Regions from separate parts of the Mus musculus genome. Here region 2 is linked to region 1. A link is a loop called in an ENCODE intact Hi-C map of the cell type or tissue named here. Cell type or tissue: heart. All regions are shown on one strand. Region 1 holds the start of Nol7 (nucleolar protein 7). Region 2 overlaps Mcur1 (mitochondrial calcium uniporter regulator 1).

Evidence for each region. A loop is a pair of places that touch in the nucleus more often than their neighbours do. Peaks named below come from ENCODE experiments on the same cell type or tissue, not always from the same donor. Only the 100,000 strongest peaks of a DNase experiment are listed, where the experiment ranks them.
Region 2: a loop joins it to region 1, with 2.3 times the contacts of the local background. A loop is called at or near these places in 6 of 42 quality-filtered maps.

What each region holds. Positions count from the first base shown.
Region 1 is chr13:43,397,023-43,399,522 of GRCm38, reverse strand. It overlaps Nol7 (nucleolar protein 7), which reads right to left and starts at 1,147. Exons shown (of 8, transcript NM_023554.2): 1 at 865-1,147; 2 at 728-788; 3 at 1-12. The coding sequence starts at 1,118. In heart, a CTCF peak has its summit at 1,182 (motif pointing left); DNase peaks (open chromatin) are centred at 1,032 and 1,122; H3K4me3 peaks cover 1,829 bases; H3K27ac peaks cover 901 bases.
Region 2 is chr13:43,545,832-43,548,331 of GRCm38, reverse strand. The region is part of intron 6 of Mcur1 (mitochondrial calcium uniporter regulator 1); the gene reads left to right. Among named protein-coding and RNA genes, the nearest start is that of Mcur1, 13 kb to the left of the region's middle. In heart, a CTCF peak has its summit at 1,280 (motif pointing left); a DNase peak (open chromatin) is centred at 1,291.

The DNA.
Region 1 (2,500 bases):
CAGCTTTCTTTTCTTTGGGGATAAAGACATTTGATGACAAGTTAAAGTGAGGTACAGGTATGCCTGGAGATAACTTCTAACGTTACTCATTTCGAACAGTCCTGAATTCGGGCCAATCTGTGAATACGTCCCTGCTGCCTCTAAACCGACAACATTAAGACTGGATTTAGAAAGCCCAATACAGGCCGGACATGGTGGCGCACGCCTTTAATCCCAGCACTCAGGAGGCAGAGGCAGGCGGATTTCTGAGTTCGAGGCCAGCCTGGTCTACAAAGTGAGTTCCAGGACAGCCAGGGCTATACAGAGAAACCCTGTCTCGGAAGAAAAAAAAAAAAAAAAAAAAAAAAAAGAAAAGAAAAGAAAGCCCAATACATTCCCTGTCATTTTACCCAAAGTAGCTCAACGTTCAAGTATCCCGGCTACTAACTGAAAGGTATTTAGGTATGGCCACTCGAAATCAGATCTCTGGGGTGCGAAAAAAGAAATCATTAGCTCCAGCCTAGAATTTTAAAAACTCAAGCAAACCTCACCACCTCTGGAAGCCTGTAAGACCTACTGTCAGGGATAGATGAGTGTCAGTGCTTCCACGCCTACTTTGAATTACGGCAGACTCCAAGAAACGCCAATGGCCCTTGCACCTCTCCAGTACCCTATCCTTTAAGGAGCTTTTAGCAAGGGAACTCTAGCCCCGGCCGAGTTTACATAAGCGACAAGTCCCGCGTCCAACCTTCTGTTCGATGAACAGCTCCTCGCGCCGTTTCCTCTTCTCCTTCAACAGCGTTTTATCCCTGGAAGGAAAGGAGTCGGGTCAGCGCCGGCCGAGCCTGGGGAGTCCCGAGGCGCCAACATTCCCGGGCGCTGCACCTGCGAGCACTCGCGCGCACGCGCAGCTCCTCCTCCCGGGCTTCCGCCTGGGCGCTGGCGAAAGTCAGCTCCTCCGGGGCTTCGTCGTCCGCGTCCTCCTCCTCGTCCAGGGGCTCGGCGGCCGCGCCACTGCTAGGCTGCGCGAGCAGCAGGCCGTGCTCCGCCTCCTCCTCCTCCGAGGCCGCCTGGTCCTCGTCCACCATCGCCTCAGCCGGCGCGGGAATACGCGACAAGCGGGGCCGGAGCTGCACCATGGCAAACGGAAAGGCGGCTGTCTGACCCTTGACCCGGAAGCAGCCGTGCGCGGTGCGCGCTCTCTACGCCCTCTGCTGGTTCGGAGGCCGCGAAACGTGCTGAGGCGCGTGCGCGGGAGGGCGGGGCTTTTCATGGCTGAGACGGGGGGGGGGGGTAAGAGGGCGTGGTTTCGTGCTGCTAGGTGTCGCCGCCTTTTTTTTTTTTTTTTTTTTTTTTTCTCCCCCAGGTTGCTTAGATCTATGGAACAGAGGCAAGGGTATAATAAATAACGAAATAAATGACCATCGTTGCTTGTGAGATGCATCCCTGTATGTATTGTGTACGACCCACCCCCATCACCACCCCCACCCCCTCCAACCCTTGCAATCCTCTGCCCATATATTTTTTGGGAATACATGGCCCACGTGATGTCTTTTACCAGCTATACAGTAGGAAATGATTCTTCATTCCCTAATCTATCCGTGCACTTGGATGAGCTGTCCTCTCTGATATGTGTTCCCCTACGCAGAACGGTTGACTTTCAACGTCCCACCCAGAGACCATGGCATGTTTAGTTACACTATTCTCTAAATACTCAAGTCACCTGGCTGTTGCTTCTACCATTCTAAAGTCATTGATTTCTAATGTCACACTATATGTTCGACAAATGGTTAGTTAACATATATACTTCCTACTTCTAAACCTTATCCCCCCCCCCCTCTTGTTTAGAAGCAGTTTCCAATTTAAAAAGAACAAATAAGTGTGGATAAAAAGATCAAAACAAGGCCTGTAGGTGGTGGTGCATGCCTTTCATCCTAGTGGTGCGGGGCAGAGGCAGGAGGAACTCTTGTGAGTCTAGGCCAGCCTGGTCTATGGAGTGAGTTCCAGGAAAGCCAAGGCTACACAGAGAAACCCTGTCTCAGAAACAAAACAAAACAAGAACTGCTAGAGACATCGTAGGCAGAGAAGGATGGGGAGGGTGGCTCTGAAACGTCTGGGCTCGGTCAGATAGAAAATACAAATGAAAAACATTCTCTGAGTCCGGCAGAGTAGTGCACGCCTGAAATCCCAGCACTCGGGAAGCCGAAGCAAGAACATCTTAAAGTCTGGGCCAGCCTGAACTAAAGTGAAACCTATTGCAAGAAAACAAATGTTTGCATCAGCAGACCCCTACAGTAACTAGCATTGAGAGAGGTTAAACTGAAGCCCGGTGACAACCTACCAAAAGCATGTGATGGTCCATACGTGTAGATGCCGCATTAAAGTGTCACAGAGGGCAGGAGAGACGGCTCGGCAGTTAAGAGAACTTCAACTTACTGCTTGCTCTTCCAGAGAACCTTAGTTCAGTTTCTAGTACCTATGTCAAGCAGCACACAACCACTTTTTTTTGTTGTTTTGTTTT
Region 2 (2,500 bases), 150 kb before region 1:
AGTTAGCTGATTTTATGACTTAGGTAATATTACCATCATATTACATTCTACATTGAACTTTGATAAAGCTTATTTCTACATTGTCTTTTAAATGATATGAGTAGTTGTGTGTTTCAATAGATAGATGTTGCGTTATTCTGGTGGGGTTGGTTGGTTGGTTTTTGTTTTGTTTAGCTTTTTCGCAGTTCTGAGACTCAGACTCTAGGCTTCATACTTTCTACTGTGATACCAGTGACACAGAACCCCCGACCCCTCACCCCCCCCACACACACTCTCTTTCCCTGGGCTACAGTACCCCTCCACACTCTATTGACTTTTTATTCCTGTCTGAGTTCTCCCATCTTCTTGCTCAGACCCTCCTTAGCTTGAGTAACATTAAAGGTACCTTTGTTACTTGTGGCGTAAGAAGGCTAGGGCGTGTGGAGCGTTTTTTTTTTTGTTTGTTTGTTTGTTTGTTTTTTTTTTTTTTTTTTTTTTTTTGCAGTAGCAAGACACGGCTCCCATGCAGAGGAAACCGCACAGCTCTTCCTGCTCTGGTCACTGCTGAGTTCGTCTTCAGTCCTTATGTCCCAGTGATGCCTGAAGCTAGAACTCAGACAAGTGTGTGATCGCATCTGAACTGCCTTGCATTTCAGCGGTTACACTGAGCTTTGTTACCCGGAATAATGGCTGTCTCTAACGTGATGCTGTGGGGTCCCAAGGATCTAGTCACGTAGCCTATAGAAAGCTTCCGTGAACTCCTTGACTAGTGTCTAAAAGAGAAACTCTTTGCTAGGTTTTGCTGTAATTCACTTGGTTTAGGAAGGTAGTGACGTGGTTGTGCAGAACCGGGGTGGAAAGAAATATATCTCAGAGACTGGGAGAGCTCCAGGGAGTAGAGATGCATAAAAAGTAGAGGATTTACCAAGGGAGGGAGCCGGCATCAGTGCCCTGAAGCACAAGGCAGGGCTGCGTGGCACCACTAATAAATGTCTGAGCTCCGTAATGCAGACGCAGACAAGGGATTGGAATTCTTTATCTTTTTGGTAAATTAGGACTAAGGTTGTGACTCGGTGGAAGAGCACTTAACTGGGCATGTGCAGAGCTCTGGGCTTGATACTCAACACAGCCAACAAAAAAATAGGCTGTGGTAATATTTACAGCAGATTTCTACAGCTGGTCCAGAGGTCCAGGAGATAGAGCCACAGATATGTGGTTTTTTTTCAATTGTGACATTGTGGAGATGTAGGCCTTTCTTTTCCCTGAGTATTTGCTGCACACTGCACTCTGCCCTCTGCTGGTGATCTGAGGAATTGCACTGATCTGAAACCCAACTTATGTAATCAGCTAGGTTCCTTGGTCACGGGCTGGTCCTTAGTTCAGGGTTCCAGAGTTCGGGGGCGTGTTTTTACTTCTGACCACTGCATTTTTCCATTGATTGCTCCAGTAGTTTGAAGACAATATTTTATAGGTATAAATTTTTAGGTACTTGAAGGGCATCTAACATTTTTCCTGATAACATTGTTGTCTTTAAACTACAGGTTGTACAGGTTGCCCTTTGCTAAGTTAGATACTAATGCTCATTACTATGGAAACATGTCTGATTTTTATTTTATTGTCAACAGAGCAGTACTAAGTTTTTTTTCCTAGCATTAATAGCTAACAGCTTTCAGGGACGTTGGGCTGCGGTTTCCCACAGCAGAGATTCTTTTGAGTGTTGTTAAGACAGCCTGGGAAGCCTTGCTGGGTCTCGTGCATCCATGTTATTCTTTACAGCAGTAATATATCTTGTTACAGAGTTATATTTCTTGAGCTATTTTTTCCCAATATTATACTGCTTCTATAAATGTCAGTGATGTCTGTCATACTTGTAGTTATGGGAGTATCATTCCTAAATTAAATGGTGCCCCTCCCCTTTATCAGCCCTTCCAAACCCGAAGGCACATAGATCTACACCCATATTCATGGGACTCAAGAAATGCTGTTCTAATCGTAGGCAGGACCCAGTGATGTCACAGCCAAGAGATTTTAAAAAAATAAAATAAAACAAGAAAGAGAGAAGAGAAGTGGAAAGGGGCCACACACCACACCATCAATGCCTTGGTTTCTTTCTGGTGCTGTGAGAAACACCATAACCAAAGGCAGCCTGGGGAGGACAGGGTTTATTTCCGTTTACAGCCTGTAGTCACCATCGGAGGAAGTCGGGGCAGAGACCTGGAGGCAGGAGCTGATGCGGAGGCCATGGAGGGATGCTGCTTACTGGCTTGTTCCCCATGGCTTGCTCAGCTTGCTTTCTTAGAGAACCCAACCATCAACACAGTGAACTGGGCCTTCCACATCAATCATGAAAACGCCCCCCAGGCCAGCCTGGTGAGCCATTCTCACAACGGAGGATCCGTCTTCCCAATGACTCTAGCTGTGCCCGGGTGATATTAAGCCAGCCACACAGTCAGTGAATATAAGAAGCTTAAACTTCAGAGAAAGAGCAGGCGGGCAACAGTGATCAGGGTGTCGGTCTCCT